2 separate regions of the Homo sapiens genome follow, and region 1 is linked to region 2. Evidence: read pairs that join two places in POLR2A ChIA-PET (ENCODE). Cell type or tissue: Panc1. All regions are shown on one strand. Links, peaks and the distances in the headings refer to the core of each region. The heading gives the core; the rest is flanking DNA. Region 1 overlaps COPG2 (coat protein complex I subunit gamma 2). Region 2 overlaps KLHDC10 (kelch domain containing 10).

Region 1 (17,555 bases), core at 5,280-13,279, 540 kb after region 2:
GGGGAGTATACACGTGAGCTGCAAGTGAATCTGAGTAGGCAAAAAACACTCAGTGCATACCTGAAGTAAGGCAGTAACAATGCCAGTGAGCTGAGCCCCAAAAGACTTGCTCATGATGCCACAGCTGGAATCACAGATAAGGCCTGAGACCATGTGAAGTGGCTCAAAAGAGGTGTCCAATACAGTCTACCCTTTCCATCCCTCAAATTTGTTCATGTCCTCCATTAAGTCTAATCTATCATGGAGGCTTCAAGACGGTAGCAATCACTATTTCTACAAAAGACTAAATAAAGGAAGGTGAGTGGAACATAGTTCAATCCTTGCTGCTACAACTAATTCCAAGGCCATAATTGATATTCATCATCTCCTTCCTAAAACCACCCATTCTACATTTCCTTCCCCACTGGCCAGCACTTTACCTGGTTTTGGCTACTTCTCCAATAGTTGACTCAAACCTTTATCCCAAAGGATGTAAGCCCTGTGTTGGGTGCACCCTGATTGAACCACTGATTGTTCTCTACCCCTACCACCACTGTCAGAGGCAAGAAAGCACCAAAATATACTCAAGGGAATACCATGAATTCTAGACAGAGTCCTTTCTGCCACCATTATACAGAAATGATCCTAGCTCCTGACAGGAATCAAGGTCAATGACCTCTATGAGTACGGTAGCACTTTCCTTACCTTCACTAGAATGAAGAATCCAAAGTGACCTAACAGTGATCATCATTCCAAATATGCAAACTGGCTCAGTTTGTGGCCCTGACTTCTCTGACATGGGAGTGTCAGCTGCCTGTGGTTGCCAACGTGTCACTCAGAAATATATAATCCTGAAGTGTGGGGTATTTCTGTGCTAAAGATAATCCTCAACCAACAGGAATCAAGGGCCAATGAGTTAAATGCTTCTGTCTTTTCACACCTGAAAAACACTGGCCCCAGGAACCAGGGTCTCTAATTCACATTTGGGGTACAGATGGGATGCTGTCTTAGTCTATTCCATGGGTCTAATTCTGTACTTTCCATTTGTATCAGATTGTATCTGAAAAACATAGATCAGTCTGACCAAGGTGACCACATTATAGAGTCACCACACAATTTTATTCCACGGTCTGTTAGTCTGTTCATGTGCCAGTACCATGCTGTTTTAATTGTACACGCCTTAGATTTACTGACTAGTAGAGCTAGCTTCCTCTCCCCTCTACCCAATCCCTCATGGTTTTCCTTTTTCAGTGACTTCCCAGCTATTCTTACATTATATTTTCCACGTGAACTTTAGTACCAACCTGCCTAACTCCTGTTGGTATTTTCATTGGGATTCCATTGAATTTATAAATTAGTTTAGGGAGGAATAAAATTTTTATAACATTGAGTTGGCCTATTAAAAAACAGGCAATAACTCTGGGCATGGTGGTGCATGCTACGGCCCCAGCTACTCAGAAGGCTGAGGTGGGAGGATTGCTTGAGCCAGGAGTTTGAGGACAGCCTGGGCAACATAATGAGACCTTGTCTCAAGGAAAAAAATTGAAAAATAAAACAATTTTTTTTTTCAAAAAACAAGGTATCTTTATATTTGTTTAAGTATACTTTGAGTCTTTCAGGAATATCTTAGTCTATTTGGGCTGCTATAACAAAATATTACAGACTAGGTTTCTTATAAACAATAAACATTTATTTTTCATAATTCTGGAGTCTAGGAAGTCCCAGATCAAGATACTGGCAAATCTGGTGACTGGCAAGGTCCTGTTTCCTGGTTCAGATGGCATCTCTTCTAGCTGTGTCTTCACATGGTAGAAGAGACTAGCTAGCTCTCTGCAGTCTTTTCATAAGGGCACTAATTCCAATCCCAAGGGCTCCATCCTCATAATCTAATCACCCCCAAAGGCCTCACTTCCCAACACCATGAACTTGGAGGTTAGGAATTGAAAATACATACTTGGGGGGACACAAACATTCAGACAAGAGTAAGGGGCTTAATATTTTTTCTAAGTTTTGTACATTTATTGTCAAATGTATTCCTGAGTGTTTAATCTTTTTGGTTGTTGTTGTAAATGGGGTTCTATCTACTATTATGTCCTCTATGTGCTGTTTCTATGAAGACTATTGATTTTTTTTACTTTTTTATTTCAATAGTTTTAGGGGTACAGGTGGTTTTTGGTTACATAGATAAGTTCTTTAGTGGTGATTTCTGAGATTTTAGTGCACCCATCACCCAAGCAGTGTACACGGTACCCAATATGTAGTCTTTTATCCCTCACCCCCTCCTAACCTTCCCCTCTTCCAAGCCCCAAAGTCCATTATGTCATTCTTTTGCCTTTGTGTCCTTGTAGCTTAGCTCCCACCTGTAAGTTAAACATACGATACTTGGTTTTCCATTCAAGTTACTTGACTTAGAATAATGGCCTCCAGTTCCATCCAAGTTGCTGCAAAAGACATTCTTTTGTTCCTTTTTATGGCTGTATTCCATGGTGTATATACATACTACATTTTCTTAATCTACTTGTTGACTGATGGGCACTTAGGTTGGTTCCACGTCTTTGCAATTGTGAACTGTGCTGTTATAAACATGCATGTGCATGTGTCTTTTTCATATAATGACTTCTTTTCCTTCGAGTAGATACCCAGTAGTGGGATTGCTGGGTCGAATGGCAGTTCTACTTTTAACTCTTTAAAGAATCTCTATACTGTTTTCCATAGTGGTTGTACTAATTTACATTCCCATCAGCAGTGTAATAATGTTCCCTTTTTATCACATCTATGCCAACATCTATTGTTTTTTGACTTTTTAATTACGGCCATTCTGGCAGAAATAAAGTGGTATCTCATTGTGGTTTTAATTTGCTTTTCCTAGATGATTAGTGATGTTGGGCATTTTTTCATATGTTTGTTGGCTGTCTGTATATCTTCTTTTGAGAAATAAGAAGACTATTGATTATTATATATGAATTTTATATCCTGCTGTCCCACTAAATTATTGAGTTCATTTTATTACTGATTATCTGGGGTTCCTAGGTATTCAATCACATCATCTAAAAACAGATAGCTTTACTTCTTTGTTAACTCATTCTTATGTTTCAACTTGGTTTCTCTTGCCTAACTGCATTGCTAAATACCTCCAGCACAATGTTGAATAGCAGTGAAGATAATGAACATCCTTGCTGTGGTTCCTGATCTTAGTGGAAATGCCTCTAGTGTTTCCCCATTAAAAAAAAAAGGGGGTCATTTTTGACAAGCTGTATTTGCCTAAAAAATTATCCATTAAATCTAGGTTTCAAATTTATTTCAAAGACTACAAATTTGTCTTTTGATTTTTACATTTCTTCTGTTTCTCCCTTGTCATTTATTTTGCATATTTATGCTTTCTCCGTTTTTTTTTTTACCAACTTAGCTTACGGGTTTATTTATATTGTTAATTTTTTCAAAAATAGGATTTTGATTTAATAATTAGATATGTTTTTCTATTTTTTCCTCATTAATTTCTGTTTTTATCTATACTAATTCCTATCATATGCTTTCTTTTGAATTACTTTGTTGTTCTTTACCTAGTTTTTTTGAGCTAAGAATTTAATTCACTTTTTATTCCTTCCTTTTCATTGATAAAAGGTATTTACTGCAATGAGTTTTTCTTTGATCACTCCTTTAATTCACCATATAGATTTAATAATTTATTTTTAACTGACACATAATAATTGTATATACTGATGGGGTACACAGTGATGTTTTGATACATAGAATGCATAGTTATCACATCAGGGTAATTAGCACATCCATCTCCTCAAACATTTATCATTTCTTTTACTGGGAACATTCAAAATCCTCTCTGAGCTATTTGAAAATACATAATAAATAACTGTTAACTACAGTCATCTTGCAGTGCTATATAGTCTATAGATTCTGATATGTAGTTATGTAGTGATTTGCCTTTTTTCCCCCAAATTCAGCATGACCATAAATCACAAATGACATCTCCAACCAGAAACATTCCAACCATAAAATAAACCCCTCCCTGACCAGAGACATGCCAGCCCCGAGACAACTTCCCCTCGGGCCAGAGAGATGTCAGCCTCCCGAGTGCCTGCCACCACACCAGGCTAATTTTTTTTTTTTTTTTTTTTTCTATTTTTTAGTAGAGACAGGATTTCACTTTGTTAGCCAGGCTGGTCTCGAACACCTGACCTCATGATCCACCCAACTCGGCCTCCCAAAGTGCTGGGATTACAGGCGTGAGCCACCATGCCTGGCTAATGAATACTCTTAGTCTATAAGAGAGAGCGCTCCTGAACGAAATCGGCCAGAAGTCCCTCTCATGTTTATTCTCCAAAATAAACCTATCTTTGACTGTTGAGCTGCTTTTCATGTTTCTTTCCTCTTTCTTTAACTCTTACACTTAGACCTTGAAAGACCCTAAATATCCACCTTTCCTTCCTTTTCCCATTGACACCTGATTGCCAAAAGGCACTTCTTTTTTCCTTTTTGCCTTTTTTCTCCTGGAGAAGTGTATGTTTGGAACACTGTCCCTTTATGTTGTGGTGGTCCTTTTAAATTACATTTGCCCTTTTATGTTGAGTATTTCTCTTTAAATTGTATGTCTAGCCTCTGAGACAGGGTCGCTCTGTTGCCAAGGCTGGAGTGCAGTAGCACGATACTGGCTCATGGCAAACCTCCACCTCCCAGGCTCAAGCAATTCTCTCATCTCAGCCTCCTGAGTAGCTGGGACCACAAGCATGCCCACCATGCCCACGTAATTTACGTATTTTCCTTATTTGGTAGAGATGAGGTTTCACCATGTTGCCCAGGCTTTTCTATTGTGCTTAAATCTTTAAATCAAGTACACTTTGAAATCCGTTTCCTATAGTAAATGCTCTTATCTTCCCCACTAACTTTTTAGTATTTTCTGAATTACAACTGTGGAGTCCTAATCAGGGAAAAGAAGTCAGGCTGGCAGGACCAAGGAAAAGCAAAAAGAGAACGCAGATAAGCTGTAAGTCGGCCTTTCTTCATGGTCTAGGACACATAGCCCTCCTGCACAAATAATTCACAATCTTCCTATGCCCAACTTATCACTAGACCATCAGCTAATAGAAAAATGCAAGTTAGCTAACTGCAACCTTGGTGTTATCAGTACTGCACAAAGCCCTCTTCAGCACAGCAAGAGCACCATCCTATAAAATCCCAGGCAAGCCTTTGTCTCCCTGAAGTCAGCTCCACTCTTGCTGACTGGGCCATTGCACCCTAGCAACATGTTTCCACTTTTTTAAAGAATCCGTCTTTCTTTACCTACACCCATCTTGGGCAATTCTTTTTACCGTCTTCATGACACCAGCCCCAGATAGTCACTACCCACAGCAACAACTTTAATCTTTCTAGTTGTTGTTCCTGCCTGGTGGTTGCTAACCTCCCTCTTCTATCTATCTACAACCTTAGTGGTTGGCCACTGCTTGCCCCAAAGACTTTGGGGATGCGGGGGGTGGGGGGTGTGGTTCGGGGGGCGGGGTGCGGTTCAGGGGAGGGATGAGGAATTACCATACTGGCATTTGGCAGTTTTTCTTTTTACTCAAAGTGGTTTCATACTTTTCAGTATTCTCTGAACTGAAATAACTCTGAGGATGTAGTTTTACCAAGAACAACTGTAGTTGTAAAATTGTTTCTTATCATTTAGGGAGATTTTGAGTCATTGATTAGTATACAGCCTTCATTGTCTTCAACTAACGAGAAGTCCATACATGTCATTCAACTGGTGTGTTTAGACAATCCATTATTAATATAATTACTGATTATGACTGGATTGAAATCTGTGGTCTTGTTAGTTTGTTTTCTGTTTTTGTTTTTGTTGTTGTTTTGCAGGAGACTACAGTTTTATTATTCCTCAAATCAGTCTGTGGTCTGGCTAGTTTTATATTTGTTCCATCTGGTCTTTGTTTCTCTGCCCATCTCCTCTACCCCCGCCCCCTTTCTGCCTGAGTTTGGGTTAACTGAACACTTTTTTCCTTTAATAACTTTGGTACCAACTATTTTTATTATTCCATTTTACTTCCTTTACTAGTTTATTGTTTATACTTCTTTAAATTTTTTTTAGTTGTTGCCCCAGGGTTTATATCTTTACTTAATAACTAAGAGTATCACTTCATGGCTAGAATAAGAACCTCTCAAGGGTATATTCCCAATACTTTCCTTCTATTCTTTGTGCAATTGTTCTAATATATTTTTATATATGCTTTAAACACATTACACTACTATTTTTTGTTTTAGACATACAGCTATTGTCCAGAATAATTTTTCAAAAAGAAAAAAGTGAATGTGATTTTGCCCTGGCTTGTTTCCAGTGTTCTTTTTGTGTAGCTCCAAGTTTCTGCTTGGTATCATATTCCTTCTATCTGAAGAATATCCTTTAACATTTCTTGCAGAGTAAGACAGCTACCAATAAATTATCAGTTTTTGTTGTGTAAGAAAGTCTTTAGGCTGGGCACAGTGGCTCATCCCAGTAATCCCAGCACTTTGGGAGGCCGAGGCAGGAGGATCACTTGATGCCAGAAGTTCAAGACCAGTCTGAGCATCGTAATGAGACCTCTTTCTACAAAAACAAAAATAAAAAATTAGTCAGGCATAGTAGTGTTCGCCTGTAGTCCTAGCTACTCAGGAGGCTGAGATAGGAAGACTGCTTGAGCACAGGAGTCATGCCACTGCACTCCAACCTGGACAACAGAGCAAGATGCTGTCTCATAAATTAGTAAGTCTTTACTTTTCTATCACCTTTTAAAGATAGTCTCACTGGGTATAAAATTATCAGTTGACACAACATTGTCTTCTAGCTTGCATGTTTTCTGAAAAAAACAGTCTACTATAATCTGTTTCTATTTGTATAATGTTTTGTCCTTTTTTGGGGGGGGTACCTTTAAAATTTTCTATTTAAATTTTCTTTTTGGCAGTTTCACTGATATGCCTAGAGGTATGTGTATGTGTCCCATGTGGTGTTCTTTGAGCTTTCTGGACATGCATTTTGTTGTCTGTAATTAATTTTGGGGAAAAAAATGGCCATTATTACCTCAAATGCTTTCTCTCTCCTTTCTCCTTCTGGAATTTTATTATTATTATCATTTTTTTTTTTTTGAGACAGAGTTTCACTCTGTCATACAGGCTGGAATGCAGTGGTGTGATCTCGGCTCACTGCAACCTCTGCCTCCCGGGTTCAAGCAATTCTCCTGCCTCAGCCTCCCGAGTAGCTGGGACTACAGGCACATGCCACCATGCCTGGCTAATTTTTTGTATCTTTAATAGAGAGGGGGTTTTGCCAAGTTGGCCAGGCTGGTCTCAAACTCCTGACCTCAGGTGATCCACCCACCTCGGCCTCCCAAAGTGCTGGGATTACAAGTTTGCGCCACCACGCCTAGCCCTTCTCCTGGAATTCTACATATGCTAGTCTGTTTGATATTCTCTCAGCTCTTGAAATTCTTTTTTAGGAAGTCTTCTTGTGTGTCAGTTTAGGCATTTTTATAGACCTATCTTCAGGTACATTTATTCTTTCTTTGGCTGTGTTAAGTCTACGAATGAATCTGAAAGCAATCTTCATCTCTGCTACTGTTTTTAATTACTAGCATTTTGTTTCTTTCTTTCCTTTCCTTTTTTTTTTTTCAGACAGAGTTTCGCTCTTGTCGCCCAGGCTGTAGTGCAATGGCGCAATCTCGGCTCACTGCAACCTCTGCCTCCCGGGTTCAAGTGATTCTCTCGCCTCAGCCTCCCAAGTACTGGGATTACAGACACGCGCCACCATACCTAATTTTTGTATTTTTAGTAGAGATGGGGTTTCACCATGTTGGCCAGGATGGTCTCGATCTCTTGACTTCATGATCCACCTGCCTTGGCCTCCCAAAGTGCTGGGATTACAGGTTTGAGCCACCGCACCCGGCCCCTATTTAGGTCTTATTTAATTTCTATCACCAATGTTTTGTAGTTTTTAGTCTATATATCTTATACATCTTTCATCAGATTCACCCCAAAGTATTTCATATTTTGATGCTACTGTAAACAGGATTAATTGCAACTTACAACTGCTCTTGGCAAGTATATACAACATAATTGATTTTTGCATATTGATCTTGTATTCTGCAAATTTGCTAAGCTCACTTATTACTTCCTGTAGCTTTTGTTGGATTCCACAAATTTTCTACATAGACAATGTCATCAGCAAAGAGTCTCAGTTTTCTTGTTCAAATTGTTTTTCCTTAATAATTTTTCTGTATACTTGCTCTATGTTTTTGAGAGATGAGTACTGAAATTTCCAGCTTTAATTGTGGATCTGTTGATTTCTCCTTTCAATTCTACCAATTTTTGTTTCAAGCACTGTGAAACTCTGTTATTAGCTCCATAAACAATATTACTTTGTCCTCTTGGTAAGCTGACCCCTTTATCCCTAGTAATATTATTTATTCTGGAGTCTACATTATCTGAAGACATACAGCTTCTTGTGATTACAGTTAGCATGGTATATCTTGCTTCATCTTTTTACTTCTAATCTATTTGTTTCTTTATATTTAAGGTATGTTTTTATAGGCAGCATAAAGTTGGATTTGGCTTTTTTAAGAAATCCAATCTGAGCTGGGCACAGTGGCTAATGCCTGTAGTTCCAACTACTTGGGAGGACCGCTTGAGCCCAGGGGTTTAAAGATGCAGTGAGCTATGATCATGTCACTGCACTGAGTGACCCCATCTCTTAAAAAAAATCCAATCTAGCCATCTTTCCCTTTTAATTGAAGTGTTTAGAATAGGTGCCTTTAATGTAATTATTGATATGGTTGGGTTGGAGTCTGTCATCTTGCTATTTCTTTTCCATTCATCTCATCTGGTTTTTGTTCCCTTTTCTTTTTCTTTTCTTTTTTTTTTTTTTTTTGAGATGGAGACTTGCTCTGTCACCCAGGCTGGAGTGCAGTGGCATCATCTGGGCTCACTGCAACCTCCGCCTCCCAGGTTCAAATGATTCTCCGAGTAACTGGGATTACAGGCACGTGCCATCACACCTGGCTAATTTTTGTATTCTTAGTAGAGATGGGGTTTCGCCATGTTGGCCAGGCTGGTCTCCAACTCCTGACCTCAGGCGATCCACCTGCCTCGGTCTCCCAGTGTGCTGGGATTACAGGTGTGAGCCACTGCACCTGGCCTGAATTTTGTTCCCTTTTCTTTTCCTCCCCAACCTTCTTTTGGGTGGAATATATGTTATGATTCTATTTAACTCTTTTGTTGGCTTATTAGCTATAATTCTGCATTGTTATTTTAGTGGTGGCTTTATACAGTAAATCTTTAACCTATTAGATTTTCTTCAAGTGCTAAAACACTTCATAAAGAGGATACAAACTTTATAGTAATAAAGTACCATTTCTCTTCTTTGCCTCATGCTATTTTTGTCACAGATTTTATTTTACATATGTTATAAACTCCATACTAAATTCTTTTCTTTAAGCAGTCAATTAACTTTTAAAATTACGTAAACAAGGAAAATTTCTTGTTTATCTACTCAGTTTAACATTTCCAGTATTCTTCATTTCTTTGCATAGATCCATATCTTCATTATCATTTTCATCCTGGTGAAAAAAATCCCTTTTATAATTAATGTGACTCTGTCAGAGATAAATTCTTTCAGCGGTTTTTAAGTCTGAAATTGCCTTTTTATCACCTTCACTTTTGAAAGTTATTTTCACTGGAAATCGAATTCTGGATTGACAGTTGTTTTCAGCTGTTGTTGTTTTCTTTAAGTACTATCCATATGTTGTTTTGGTGGGATCAATCTAGTGTCATCTCCCTTCAGCCTGAAAAAACTTCATTTACTATAATATTTACTGTAGAGCAGGTCTGCTGGTGACAAATACCTTTTAGTTTACCTACATCTGAGGAAGTCTTTATTTCACCTTCATTCCTGGAAGATATTTTCAGTGGATATGGTATTCTGAGTCATCACTTCCTTTCTTTCAGCACTTTAAAGTTGGTGTTCCACTGTTTTTAGACTTCCAGATTTTCTGATGAGAAACCCACAGTGATGTGTATATGTAATGAATCATGTTCCTCTTGGTGCTTTCAACAGTTTTCCTCATCTTTGGTGTTCAGCAGTTTCATTAAGTGACTGAGAGCAGAGTCCTTTGAATTTACCTTGTCTAAGTTTCACTTAGTTTCTTGAGTCTGTAAATTTATCTTTCTCCAAATTTGTAAGTTTTCAGTCATTATTTTCTCAAATTTTTTTTTCGCACCAATACCTTTCTCCTCTTCTTCAGGGACTTCAATGTCACAAATGTTAGGCCCTTTGATACAGTCTCACAGGCCAGTGAGGCTGTTTATTTTTGTTTTCTTTTTTCTCTCTCTCTTTTCAGTTGGGATTTATTTCTACTGGTTTATCTTTAAATTCACTAACCTGTTCCTCTGACATCTCCATTCTGCTACTGAGATGAACCAATGATTTTTTTTATTATTATTATACTTTAAGTTCTGGGATACATGTGCGGAACATGCAGGTTTGTTACACAGGTATACATGTGCCACGGTGGTTTGCTGCACCCATCAACCTGTCATCTACATTAGGTACTTCTCCTAATGATATCCCTCCTCTAGCCCCCCACCCCGAGACAGGCCCCGGTGTGTGATGTTCCTCTCCCTGTGTCCATGTGTTCTCACTGTTCAACTCCCACCTATGAGTGAGAACATGCAGTGTTTGGTTTTCTGTTCCCGTGTTAGTTTGCTGAGAATGATGGTTTCCAGCTTTATCCATGTCCCTGCAAAGGACATGAACTCATCCTTTTTTATGGCTGCATAGTATTACATGGTGTATATGTGCCACATTTTCTTTATCCAATCTATCATTGACGGGCATTTGGGCTGGTTCCAAGTGTTTGCTATTGTGAACAGTGCTGCAATAAACATACATGTGCATGTGTCTTTATAGCAGAATGATTTATAATCCTTTGGATATATACCCAGTAATGCGATTACTGGCTCTAAAGGTATTTCTGGTTCTAGATCCTTGAGGAATCGCCACACTGTCTTCCACAATGGTTGAACTAATTTACACTCCCACCAACAGTGTAAAGGCATTCCTATTTCTCCACATCCTCTCCAGCATCTGTTGTTTCCTGACTTTTTAATGATCGCCACTCTAAGTGGCATGAGATGGTATCTCATTGTGGTTTTGATTTGCATTTCTCTAATGACCAGTGATGATGAGCTTTATTTCATAATCTCTTCTTTTGAGAAGTGTCTGTTCATATCCTTCACCCACTTTTTGATGGGGTGGTTTTTTTCTTGCAAATTTAAGTTCTTGGTAGATTCTAGATATCAGCCCTTTGTCAGATGGATAGACTGCAAAAATTTTCTCCCATTCTGTAGGTTGCCTGTTCACTCTGATGATAGTTTCTTTCATTGTGCAGAAGCTCTTTAGTTTAATTAGATCCCATTTGTCTATTTTGGCTTTTGTTGCCATTGCTTTTGGTGTTTTAGTCATGAAGTCTTTGCCCATGCCTATGTCCTGAATGGTATTACCGAGGTTTTCTTCTAGGGTTTTTATGGTTTTAGGTCTTACATTTAAGTCTTTAATCCATTTTGAGTTAATTTTTGTATAAGGTGTAAGAAAGGGGTCCAGTTTGAGTTTTCTGCATATAGCTAGCCAGTTTTCCCAACATCATTTATTAAATAGGGAATCCTTTCCCCATTGCTTGTTTTTGTCAGGTTTGTCAAAGATCAGATGGTTGTAAATGTGTGGTGTTATTTCTGAGGCCTCTGTTCTTTTCCGTTGGTCTATGTATCTGTTTTGATACCAGTATCACGCTGTTTTGGTTACTGTATCCTTGTAGTATAGTTTGAAGTCAGGTAGCGTGATGCCTCCAGCTTTGTTCTTTTTGCTTAGGATTGTCTTGGCTATGTGGGATCTTTTTTGGTTCCATATGAAATTTAAAGTAGTTTTTTTCTAATTATGTGAAGAAAGCCAATGGGAGCTTAATGGGGATAGCACTGATTCTACACATTACTTTGGGCAGTATGGCCATTTTCACAGTATTGATTCTTCCTATCCATGAGCATGGAATGTTTTTCCATTTGTTTGTGTCCTCTCTTATTTCCTTGAGAAGTAGTTTGTAGTTCTCCTTGAAGAGGTCCTTCCCATCCCTTATAAGTTGAATTCCTAGGTATTTTATTCTTTGTAGCAATTGTGAATGGGAGTTCACTCATGATTTGGCTGTTTGTCTATTATTGATATATAGGAATGCCTGTGATTTTTGCACACTGATTTTGTACCCTGAGACTTTGCTGAAGTTGCTTATCAGCTTAAGGAGATTTCGGGCTGAGATGATGGGGTTTTCCAAATATACAATCATGTCATCTGCAAACAGAGACAATCTGACTTCCTCCTATCTGAATACCTTTATTGCTTTCTCTTGCTTAATAGCCCTAGCCAGAACTTCCAATAATATGTTGAATAGGAGTGGTGAGAGAGGGCATCCTTGTCTTGTGCCTGTTTTCAAAGGGAATGCTGCCAGCTTTTGCCCATTCAGTATGATATTGGCTGTGGGTTTGTCATAAATAGCTCTTATTATTTTGAGATACGTTCCATCAACACCTAGTTTTTTGAGAATTTTTAGCATGAAGGGGTGTTTAATTTTATCAAAGGCCTTTTCTGCATCTATTGAGATAATCATGTGGTTTTTGTCATTGGCTCTGTTTATGTGATGGATTACATTTGTTGATTTGTGTATGCTGAACCAGCCTTGCATCCCAGGGATGAAGCCAACTTGATCATACTAGATAAGCTTTTTGATGTGCTGCTGGATTCGGTTTGCCCGTATTTTATTGAGGATTTTCGCATCGATGTTCATCAGGGTTATTGGCCTGAAATTTTCTTTTTTTGTTGTGTCTCTGCCAGGTTTTGGTATCAGGATGATGCTGGCCTCATAAAATGAGTTAGGGAGGAGTCCCTCTTTTTCTATTGTTTGGAGCAGTTTCAGAAGGAATAGTACCAGCTGCTTTTTGTACCTCTGGTAGAATTCGGCTGTGAACCTGTCTGGTCCTGGGCTTTTTTTGGTTGGTAGGCTATTAATTACTGCCACAATTTCAGAACTTGTTATTGGTCTATTCAGGGATTCAACTTCTTCCTGATTTAGTCTCGGGAGGGTGTGTGTGTCCAGGAATTTATCCATTTCTTCTAGGTTTTCTAGTTTATTTGCATAGAGGTGTTTATAGTATTCTGTTATGGTAGTTTGTATTTCTGTGGGATCAGTGGTGATATCTTTTATCATTTTTTATTGTGTCTATTTGATTCTTCTCTCTTCTTTATTAGTCTGGCTAGCAGTCCATCTATTTTGCTAATCTTTTCAAAAAACCAGCTCCTGGATTCATTGATTTTTTGAAGGATTTTTTGTGTCTCTATCTCCTTCAGTTCTGCTCTGCTCTTAGTTATTTCTTGTCTTCTGCTAGCTTTTGAATTTGTTTGCTCTAGCTTCTCTAGTTCTTTTAATTGTGATATTGGGGTGTAGATTTTAGATCTTTCCTGCTTTCTCCTGTGGGCATTTAGTGCTATAAATTTCCCTCTAAACACTGCTTTAGCTGTGTCCCAGAGATTATGTTACGTTGTATCTTTGATCTGATTGGTTTCAAAGAACTTATTTATTTCTGCCTTAATTTCATTATTTACCCAGTAGTCATTCAGGGGCAGGTTGTTCAGTTTCCATGTAGTTGTATGGTTTGAGTGAGTTTCTTAATCCTGAATTCTAATTGGATTGCACCATGGTCTGAGCAACTGTTTCTTATGATTTCTGTTCTTTTGCATTTGCTGAGGAGTGTTTTACTTCCAATTATGTGGACAATTTTAGAATATGTCCAATGTGGTGTGGAGAAGAATGTATATTCCGTTGATTTGGGGTGGAGAGTTCTGTAGATTTCTATTAGGTCCGCTTGATCCAGAGCTGAGTTCAAGTCCTGAATATCCTTGTTAATTTTCTGTTTCGTTGATCTGTCTAATACTGACAGTGGGGTGTTAAAAGACTCCCACTATTATTGTGTGGGAGTCTAGGTCTCTTTGTAGGTCTCTAAGAACTTGCTTTATGAATCTGGGTGCTCCTGCATTGGGTGCATTTATATTTCATATATTTAGGATAGTTAGCTCTTCTTGTTGCATTGATCCCTTTACCATTATGTAATGCCTTTCTTTGTCTCTTTTGATCTTTGTTGGTTTAAAGTCTGTTTTATCAGAGACTAGGATTGCAACCGGTTTTTTTTTTTTTTTTTTTTTGCTTTCATTTGCTTGGTAAATATTCTTCCATCCCTTTATTTTAAGCCTATGTGTGTCTCTGCATGTGAGATCAGTCTCCTGAATACAGTACACCAATGGATCTTGACTCCTTATCCAATTTGCCAGTCTGTGTCTTTCCACTGGGGCATTTAGCCAGTTTACATTTAAGGTTGATATTGTTATATGTGAATTTGATCCTTTCATTATGATGCTAGCTGGCTATTTTGCCCATTAGTTGATGCAGTTTCTTCATAGTGTCAATGGTCTTTACCATTTGGTATGTTTTTGCAGTGGCTGACACTTGTTTTTCCTTTCCATATTTAGTGCTCCTTTCAGGAGCTCTTGAAAGGCAGGCCTGGTGGTGACATAATCTCTCAGGATTTGCTTCTCTGTAAAGGATTTTATTTCTCCTTCACTTATGAAGGTTAGTTTGTCTGGATATAAAATTCCGGGCTGAAAATTCTTTTCTTTAAGAATGTTGAATATTGGCCCCCACTCTCTTCTGGCTTGTAGGGTTTCTGCAGAGAGATCCACTGTTAGTCTGATGGGCTTCCCTTTGTGAGTAACCCGACCTTTCTCTCTGGCTGCCCTTAACATTTTTTCCTTCATTTCAACGTTGGTGAATCTGACAATTATGTGTTGTGGGGTTGCTCTTCTCGAGGAGTATCTTTGTGATATTCTCTGTATTTCCTGAATTTGAATGTTGGCCTGTCTTGCTAGGTTGGGGAAGTTCTTCTGGATAATATCCTGAAGAGTGTTTTCCAACTTGGTTCCATTCTCCCCATCACTTTCAGGTACGCCAATCAAACGTAGGTTTGGTCTTTTGACATAGTCCCATATTTCTTGGAGGCTTTTTTCATTCCTTTTCATTCTTTCTTCTCTAATCTTGTCTTCACACTTTATTTCATTAGATTTATCTTCAATCTCCGATATCCTTTCTTCCACTTGATCAATTTGGCTATTGATACTTGTGTATGCTTCACGATGTTCTCATGCTGTGTTTTTCAGCTACATCAGGTTATTTATTTTCTTTCTAAGCTGGTTATTCTACTTAGCAACTCCTCTAACCTTTTTTCAAGGTTCTTAGCTTCCTTACATTGGGTTAGAACATGCTCCGTTAGCTCTGAGGAGTTTGTTATTACCTACCCTCTGAAGCCTACTTCTGCCAATTTGTCAAACTCATTATCTGTCCAGTTTTGTTCCCTTGTTGGCAAGGAGTTGTGATCCTTTGGAGAAGAGGCATTCTGGTTTTTGGAATTTTCAGCCTTTTTGCACTGGTTTTTCCTCAGCCTCGTGGATTTATCTATCTTTGGTCTTTGATGTTGGTGACCTTCAGATGGGGTTTCTGTGTGGATGTCCTTTTTGTTGATGTTGATGCTATTCCTTTCTGTTTGTTAGTTTTCCTTCTAACAGTCAGGACCCTCTGCTGCAGGTCTGCTGGAATTTGCTGGAGGTCCACTCCAGACCCTGTTTGCCTGGGTATCACCAGCAGAGGCCGCAGAACAGCAAAGATTGCCGCCTGTTCCTTCCTCTGGAAGCTTTGTCCCAGAGGGGCTCCTGCCAGATGCCAGCTGGAGCTCTCCTGTATGAGGTGTCTGTTGACCCCTGCTGGGAGGTATCTCCCAGTAAGGAGGCACAGGGGTCAGGGACCCACTTGAGGAGGTAGTCTGACCCTTAGGAGAGCTTGAGCACTGTTCTGGGAGATCTGCTGTCCTCTTCAGAGCCAGCAGGCAGGAACGTTCAAGTCTACTGAAACTGTGCCCACAGCCGCCCCTTCCCCCAGGTGCTCTGTCCCAGGGAGATGGGAGTTTTATCCAAAAGCCCCTAACTGGGGCTGCTGCCTTTCTTTCAGAGATGCCCTGCCCAGAGAGGAGGAATCTAGAGAGGCGGTCTGGCTACAGAGGCTTTGCCGAGCTGCAGTGGGTTCCGCCCAGTTCAAACTTCTGGGCACCTTTGTTTATACTGTGAGCGGAAAACCACCTACTCAAGCCTCAGTAATGGCAGACACCCCTCCCCCCACACCAAGCTCAAGTATCCCAGGTCAACTTCAGACTGCTGTGCTGGCAGCAAGAATTTCAAGCCAGTGGATCTTAGCTTGCTGGGCTCCGTGGGGGTGGGATCCACTGAGCTAGACCACTTGGCTCCCTGGCTTCAGCCCCCTTTCCAGAAGAGTGAACAGTTCTGTCTCGCTGGCATTCCAGGCGCCACTGAGGTATGAAAAAAAAAACTCCTGCAGCTAGCTCGGTGTCTGCCCAAACGGCCGCCCAGTTTTGTCCTTGAAACCCAGGGCCCTGGTGGCGTAGGCACCAGAGGGAATCTCCTGGTCTGCAGGTTTGAAGACCATGGGAAAAGCGTAGTATCTGGGCTGAAGTGCACCATTCCTCAAGGTGCAGTCCCTTATAGCTTCCCTTGGCTAGGGGAGGGAGTTCCCCAACCCCTTGCACTTCCCTGGTGAGGCAATGCCCCATCCTGCTTCAACTTGACCTCCAGGGGCTGCACCCACTGTCTAACCAGTCCCAGTGAGAAGAGCCGGGTACCTCGGTTGGAAATGCAGAAATCACCCGCCTTCCACGTTGATCTCGCTGGGAGCTGGAGACCAGAGCTGTTCCTATTCGGCCATCTTGCCAGCCACACCTCCACGTCTGAGCTAATGAATCTTTTTACTTTACATATTATAGTCTGTCATTTCTAGAATTTTCATTTGGTTTTGTATATATAGCTCACTGCTGAGAATTCCTCTTTCCATTGATTTCAAGAGTGTCTGCCTTTATAGTACATGGTTGCAGTAGCTGCTTTAAAGTATTTAAGAATCCCTACAACTGGGTCATTTTGGGGGTATCTATTGATTATCTTTTCCCTTGAAAATTTCCAAGTTTTTTCCAATCAACAGATACCAACCCCAAAATGACACACTTGTAGAGATTAACATTGGTTCAATGGAATCAATTTCCTTTCCTGGTTGACTGGTTTTGGATTGTATCCTGCATATTTTGATTATGTCATGAGACTCTGGATCCTATTAAAAGCCTCTGGGGACTACTGACTTTTTTGTTTTAGCAAGGAATCAACCCAGTTAGTTTCAGATTACAAGTTCTGCCTCGCCTTCTGTGCATATTGATTCCAATGTCAGTTTATACTTCAAAGCTTTTGCTATGCTTCTTTAGGAATAGTCCATACATGTAGTGCTTTGGTAAATTATCCATTCCTCCATGTCTTTCCTCATATCTTTTTTCCCATACCATCTGGCAGTCAAAGACACCTTTCCCAGGTCGTCAGCCAGAAATATGGGGTTCTCTCAAGAGTT
Region 2 (8,000 bases), core at 1-8,000:
CTTCCTCAGCTTCCCAAAGTGCTGGGATTACAGGCCTGAGCCACCAGTCCCGGCCGTGTCTTCACTTTCAAAATTGATCACTTTTCTAGTTTGGTTTTTTGTTTTTCTTTTTCTTTCTTTCTTTCTTTCTTTTTTTTTTTTTGAGACAATCTCACTCTGTGACCCAAACTGGACTGCAGTGGCACAATCTCGGCTCACTGCAACCTCTGCCTCCCAGGTTCAGGTGATTCTCCTGCCTCAGCCTCCCGAGTAGCTGGGATTACAGGGACCCGCCACCACACCCAGCTATTTTAGTAAAGACAGGATTTCACCATGTTGGCCAGGCTGGTCTTGAACTCCTGACCTCAAGTGATCCACCTTCCTTAGCCTCCCAAAATGCTGGCATTACAGGCCTGAGCCATCGCCCCTGGCCTCAATTTATTTTTCTAAGTGAAGTTTTACTGGAGATAAAAAGGAAGGAGATGATACTCAATTAAGAAAAACAATCTCTGGCTATAGTTAATATTTCAAGATAGGCACATTCACATCGATACATATAAAGTACAAATGCAGGCAAGATGTTTGGTAAATCTTACAGAAAAAAACCCATGTACAGTAAAAAAAAAACATATATTTTAAAATGAACTTTTATCTTTTAAATTTTTCCCCTTGTCCGAAACTTCTTAGAATCACAAAAAAAATTGAAAAAGACTGCTGGGCATGGTGGCTCATGTCTGTAATCTCAGGAGTTTGAGACTAGCCTGGGTAACATGGTGAAACCCCGGCCCCATCTCTACAATATAAACAAAAATGACCCAGGTGTGATGGCACATGCCTGTTGTCTCCCTATTGGGAGACAGAAGCAGGAGGATTTCTTGAGTCCAGGAGTTCAAGACCAGCTTGGGCAACATAGCTAGACCCTGTGTCTACTTCTCCCATGCCCCGCCAAAAAAAAGAGTATTTATAAGTGCTAAGCATAGAGTAGATACTCAGTATATAAAGGTGTTTGGCATAGAGTAGATAATAAATGTCGATTATCCTAAATTTAAAAGAAAGTCATTTACTTAACAAGTAGGTCACTGTTAGCTCAATGTATGCCATTGTGAAATTTTAAAAAGGTTCCTCTTCCAGGTAGACATAGTCCCATGGGTACATTGGAGAATAGAGTGAAGGCTGGATTTAGCCTCCCTTAGACACTTTGCCTGGAGCTCTTGTGCAGTAAGCAATCTGTACAACTGTGCAGCGATTCCAAATACAGTATTAATTTGCTTCTCTTTTGAAATTCTTTATAGATCCTGAATTGTATATAGGAGTAGGACTGTACCACATGTTGTAGCCACCTAAGTCAGAATTCTTGGATCATTTTCTCTGATTCAATAGTTTTCATTTTTTTTTTTTTGAGATGGAGTTTCGCTCTTGTTGCCCAGGCTGGAGTGCAATGGCGCGATCTTGGCTCACCGCAACCTCTGCCTCCTAAGTTCAAGCAATTCTCCTGCCTCAGCCTCCCGAGTAGCTGGGATTACAGGCATGCACCACCACGCCTGGCTAATTTTGTATTTTTTTTAGTAGAGACGGAGTTTCTCCATGTTGAGGCTGGTCTCGAACTCCTGACCTCAGGTGATCTGCCCGCCTTGGCCTAATAGTTCTAATTGTTAAATATTCATAATTGTTTTAGAGATATCATTTTTGAATGTAAGCTATTCCATATTGGCACCATCTTTTTTTTCTTCTTTTTGGTTTTTATTTAATTTTTATACCTTTTACTTTGAGAATTGTAGATTGATTTACAGTTTTAAGAAATAATATTGGCTGGGTGCAGTGGCTCACACCTGTGATCCCACCACTTGGGAGACCGAGGTGGGCAAATCATTGGAGCCCAGGAGTTTGAGACCAGCCTGGGTAACATGGTGAGACCCTATCTCTACAAAAAATACAAAAATTAGGCAGGTGTGGTGGCACATACCTGTAGTCCCAGCTACTTGAGAGGCTGAGGTAGGAGGATCGCCTGAGCCCACGAGGTGGAGGTTGCATTGAGCCAAGATCATGCCACTGCACTCTTGCCTGGGTGACAGAGCAAGACTCTGTCTTAAAGAAAAAAAAAAAAAGAGAGAAGGGAAGGAAATAATACTGAGAGATCCATATACCCTTCCCCAGGCAATTTCTTGGAATGATAACATCCTGTTACTATTGTACAATAACACAACTAGGAAATTGACATTGATACAATCCAGTGACCTTACTCAGATTTCATCAGTTTTACACATACTCGTGTGTGTGTGTGTGTGTGTGTGTGTGTATCATATTCTGTACAATTTTATTTCATGTTAGATTCGTGTGGCCACCACAGTCAAGATACAGAACAGTTCCATCACAAGGTTCCCTGGTGGTGCCCTGATACAGCCACAGCCACCTTCCCTGGCAAACCCCTAGTGACCACTAATCTGTTCTCTAAAATTTTGTCATTTCAAGAATGCTATGTGAGTAAAATCATACAGTATGTAACCTTTTGACACTATTTTTTTTTTCCTATTGGTTGCATGTATCAATAGTTCATGGTTTTACCACAGGTTTAACCATTCATTTCGCTGAAGGACATTGGGATTGCTTCCATGTTTTGGCTATTGTGAATAAAGCTGTTAGGAACGTTTGTGTACAGGTTTTTGTGTGGACATAAGTTTTCATTTCTCTGGGGTAAATGGCCAAGAATGTAATTGTTGAGTTGTATGGTAAGTATATGTTTAGTTTTGTAGGAAACTGCCATACTGTCTCTCAGAGTATGTGTGTATCATTTTACATTCCTCCCAGCAAAGTATAACTCATCCAGTTCCTCTGCATCCTTGCCACCATGATCAGTTTTGATAAAACACTTTGGCAACTACTGTTAACTAGTCTCTCTCATTTTTAGAAAATCAGAACTGACTTCTTACATGTGTCTTCAGGTTCTCTAGAATGAGACCTTTGGTTACTTCTATCAATTTGACTTGGCAATTGGCTCTTAAATGTTTGGAGGAATTCACCAGTGAAGCCAGCTAGTATTCTTAAATCTTTTACACAATACCTCAATTTATATTTTTTCATCAATATCTATATTAGTCATTTTCTATATCCTTCATCTGAATAAGACAGATACTTTAATGTTCTTCTGGTTTTCCTTCTCTCAGCCTCCCTTCCTACCCTTATAAATATTCCTGTTGATAGCATCTGAGATTATAGTTCTGAATGTTAGTAATGTTTTTTTCCCCAGTCAGTGCATATTTAGACTTAAAGGTTTTACTGGTTTCTCTGCTTACCCTTTTCTTGGGCCTTGTTTGTTATTCTTGCATTAATTTTTTAAAAAAACAATCCAATTATATATCTTTGAGTAATTATTTCATTAGAAGTCTGAAGGAAGCAAACTTTTTGGGCCCTTGCATATAAAAAAATTTCTTTATTTCACTCTCCTTCTTAAGCAAGAGTTGGAGTAGGTATAGAATTCTAAATGTAAAACTATATCCAAGTGTCCCAGGACAATTTGTTGAAAAGACTATTTATTCCCCACTGAATAGTCTTGTCACCCTTGTCAAAAAAATCAGTTGACACTGTGGATGTTAGGGTTTACTTTTGGACTCTCAATTTCATTAATTTAATCTGTATGTCCATCCATATGCCAGTACCACACTTTTTGAATACTGTATCTTTCCAGAAAGTTTTGAAATGAGGAAGTATGAGTCTTCTTTCACTTCTTTTTCAAGATTGTTTTGATATTCTGGGTTTCTTGCTTTTTTCCATCTGAAGTATAGGATTAGCTTGTTCATTTTGGCAAAACAAACAAAAAGCTAGTTGAAATTTTAATATTGTTCGATTCTCTTTTGTGTCTTAACTTTTTAATATACTTTTCTATAATACTTCTTCATGCTTGGGCCTTAGTTTTATGCTCAATCATCTTTATCGTGAGTCCTAGTTAGCCTTGCTGTGAGTGTTAAATCTGTTTATTGCAGCAGGTCTCCACAGATTGTGGATAGGGATGGAGTAAGCAATGAGATGAAGTGTACTACTTGCCAGGCTCCTTCAGTGTGACTGTCCCCTCTTCTGCCTGGGTGTTAGTATCCCCACGGGGTTCTACCTTCTCCCTCTGATCCCAGTGTTCACACTGATTGTTCTAGCTGGAGAGTGACACCTTTGTTGTTTTTGCCACTGTTCCCATCTGGGAGCAAATACCTCTATTCTATAATGCTTGACTCAAAGAGGTAGATGGCTGGGAGGGGTTAACCTGCTATGTAACTTCTGTGCTACACTCCAATCACTTAGGCTGTAAATGTTTAAAATGGTTTCACTTCTTCCTGCTGTCTTTTACCTTGGGGCTTAGTTGACCCCGAGAGTTGGTCCCTCCACTTGCCCTGGTCCTCTGCTCTTGGTGTGTAGGACTGTGGTGTCTTCTTTAGTCCGATTCTATCTGCTTTTCATCTTCCAGTGATTCCTCATAGTATTAGTCCACTAAGGGCATTTCTTGTTTTCTTTTAATTATGTCTTTTTTTTTTTAATGACTTTTTTTTGTTATTTGGGAGATTTTAGGGGAAGGTGAGCTTGCTCACACTGTGCTCAGCCTACCATCTTAATTCAGCCAATGACTATGTTATATTTATAGTGAAGTAAACATAGTAAGAAAGAGAAAAAACTAAAAACTAGCAAAAAATAAAATATTGATGAAGTTATTGAAGAAATTATTATTATTATTATTTTTGTGGAGACAGAGTCTTACTCTGTCGCCCAGGCTGGAGTGCAGTGGCGTGATCTTGGCTTACTGCAACCTCTGCCTCCTGGGCTCAAGCAGTTCTCCTGCCCTCAAGCAGTTCTCCTGCCTCAGCCTCCCGAGTAGCCAGGACTACAGGTGCATGACACCATGCCCAGCTAATTTTTTTTGTATTTTAGTAGAGATGGGGTTTCACCATGTTGGCCAGGCTGGTCTCAAACTCCTGGCCTCAGGTGATCTGCCCATCTCAGCCTCCCAAAGTGCTGGGAGTACAGGCATGAGCCACCACACCCGGCCTATATTTTTGTTTTGAAGAGTCGAAGCTATCACGTAGGAAGGTTGGCACTTTGAATATATAAAAATTAAAACTCAATGAATAAAAGTTCAGACCAGTAATATATTTATATGAAACTGGAGAGGCATACATTTATTTAAAAATTTAAGAAGTACATTTGTGTTGGCGTCACACTGTTATGTTGCTGGTTTCTCTTTTTTCTGCTCTTTGGGTGAAAGAATAAAATGGGTTTTGAAGTCAGTGCCTGCCTTGATTGAATAACCTCCGCAGAGTCAACAGGAGTCTGTGCATACAGACTTATGCTGGTTGCTGAGAGAGAGACATGCCAAAGATGTTTGATAGAAGCCCTGAGAAGACATAAAAAGGGTTTTTTATTACAGTTTTGGTGTGTTAATTATTTTTGTTTGTTTTTGTTTTTGAGACAGAGTCTCACTCTGTCGCCCAGAGTGGAATTCAGTGGCACGATCTCGGCTCACTGCAACCTCCGCCTCTTGGGTTCCAGCAATTCTCCTGTCTCAGCCTCCTGAGTAGCTGGGTTTACAGGCACCTGCCACCACGCCTGACTAATTTTTATATATTTTTAGTAGAGATGGGGTTTTGGCATGTTGGCCAGGCTGGTCTCAAACTCCTGGCCTCAAGTGATCTGCCCGCCTTGGCCTCGTAAAGCGCTGGGATTACAGGTGTGAGCCACCACGCCAGGCCCAGTTTGGTAATTTTTAATGTTATTCCCTCAGTGTTACTCCAAAGTAGTTTTTAATATTTTTCCATTATAAAATCATATATCGTAGAATTTATGGATAACGTAAAAGAGGTAATAATCTCAAGCCCAATCATAACCAGTGTTAAGACTTTGGTATGTTTCTTTCCAGTATTTTTTTCTAATCACTTTTTTAAAAAATTAAAATAATACAGTATTGTTTTTCTTCCAGTCTAAAAGTAATGCCTACTCAGAGAGCTTGGAAAATAAAGACCATCATAAAGGGGAAAAAACAAAAATAATTCATTAGAACCATCCAAAGATAACTACAGTCAAATACATTAATTTGATGTAATCTTTCCTGTATTTTTTCTGAATATATAAAAATACTTTTTTCTTTACTAAAATGGTATCATACTTTAATACTATTTTGTACATTGTATTTTTCATTTGCAATATATTGTGAATGTTTTGTCATGTTAATAAATAGTTTTGTATATACTCTTCAGTGGTATGTAGAATATGAGCATATTTAAGTATGTTTATTTAGCATACTTAACCATCCCCTATCATTGGACATTGAAAGTGTTTCTAATTTTTTACCATTATAAATAATACCATAGTTAATATCTTTGTCCATACATCTTTCCATGCATCTATGATTGTTTCTTTAGGAATAGATTCCTAGAAGTGGAATAGCTGGGTCAAAGGGTATGTACATTTTAACGCTTTTGATACATAAAAATGTCAAATTTTAAGCTAATCACTTGTTATATTCTGTCTTGTATTGCTAATTGTTTTGTGTGTCTGTCTTGTCTCCCTAATTAGAATGTAAACTTAAGGGCAAGGGAAGTTTCTTATATATTTAATGTATCCTTTGACAGTGTGGTTTACAATTTTGGACTCTGGAGTCATCTCAACACATACTGTATTGATTTAAAACAATGGTTCTCTAAGATTGTTGAATGTCATAAACCTGTACATTAAAAATATATATATACTTATATTTATCCATATATGTATATTTATAGTAGATATGGGCTTGCAAATTTTCAGTTTTTCCACGAAAAAATATTAAAAAGAAAACCAACTACCATTTTCTTATCAGCATCATTTCATAAAGTAAAGAATATTTAACAACAAAAAGGTTCTAATCTCTGAAAAAGGAGCAGGCCTTTAAATGGAACATTTTAGCTTTTTGAAAAACTTATTGCCTTGTCCATATTTTTCTCATTTTATGTTGGACTGGTGAATCTTCACCTTAGCCTAGCAGTGGTCTGTAGACCAGCATTTGAGAATCATTGATTTAAAAGACTTAGACTATTAAAAGATAAATCATTTTGCAAAATAAATAATTCTCCTTTTCCATGAGTCTGTATTCTCTACAAAATTAAGTGCAAATGTGCAGGTGATGCCATTTCATTATACAGAATCTGTATATCTCTATGTACAAGTTCTGTAGTAAGCAAACTAGACCCTGCTAATGGACATCTGAATATATATTTCCAGTTGCCAAAAATAAAAACTGTTCTTTTTCTAGGGAATTTAAGACAGGATAAAATATGGTGTAGTGGGAAGAGGCAAGTTTTTAGAGTCAGAAGGCCTCACTTGAATCCTGGCTCTGGCATTAAGTCATTTAATTTTCCTTTAGCTTCCTTGCTTGAAAAATTATGATGATACTATCTTCTTCAAAGTATTTTGTTAGCTCCTGTTACAGCAATTCCTTCACAGTAACGTAATTATTTGTTTACACATCTGCCTTCCTTATGAGACCATGGGCTCTGAAGAGCAGGAATCATGTCCTTGTTTTGCAATCTCAGGTCCTAGCATAGGGCTCCAGGCATAGCAGATGCTTAATAAAATGATTGTTGAATCAATACAGGATTGTTGTGAGAATTATATGAGGTAATATATGTGAAAGCTCTTTGTAAACCCTAAACATTATGCAAGTGTTAATTGTTTTTATTGTCAATAAGAGCTATATTTGGGAGCGATCAAAACTTTGGGAAAAGAGATAATTACCCCATAATAGTTCCATTAATTTAATTAGGTTTTTATTCTATTTTATAAGAAAACATATTTTAATTGGGGTTAACATGGAGGTAATTTGCTTCCTGGGAAGGCAGATGAGCCCCTTCCCTCCCTTCCCCCATGGAAGTGCCAAGATATTAAATGTTTGTTTAATTTGGTTGCTGTTTTAAAATTTAATTATAGTAGAGTCAGCTTATTTCGTATTTAAAGAATGGTGCCCATTGCTTTATCTTCTTAACCATATAATTAATATAACCTTGAAGAGAACA

What was found. Peaks named below come from ENCODE experiments on the same cell type or tissue, not always from the same donor. Only the 100,000 strongest peaks of a DNase experiment are listed, where the experiment ranks them.
Region 1: POLR2A ChIA-PET joins it to region 2 with 5 read pairs; 3 of 35 experiments call an interaction of 5 or more read pairs at or near these places.

The regions. Positions count from the first base shown.
Region 1 is chr7:130,622,309-130,639,863 of GRCh38, forward strand. The region is part of intron 5 of COPG2 (coat protein complex I subunit gamma 2); the gene reads right to left. Among named protein-coding and RNA genes, the nearest start is that of COPG2, 38 kb to the right of the region's middle. In Panc1, for the core only: no CTCF peak of the experiment used is centred there; a DNase peak (open chromatin) is centred at 10,053.
Region 2 is chr7:130,088,521-130,096,520 of GRCh38, forward strand. All of the region lies in intron 1 of KLHDC10 (kelch domain containing 10), which reads left to right. Among named protein-coding and RNA genes, the nearest start is that of KLHDC10, 22 kb to the left of the region's middle. RefSeq lists an enhancer at 4,367-4,426. In Panc1, for the core only: a CTCF peak has its summit at 4,081; no DNase peak of the experiment used is centred there.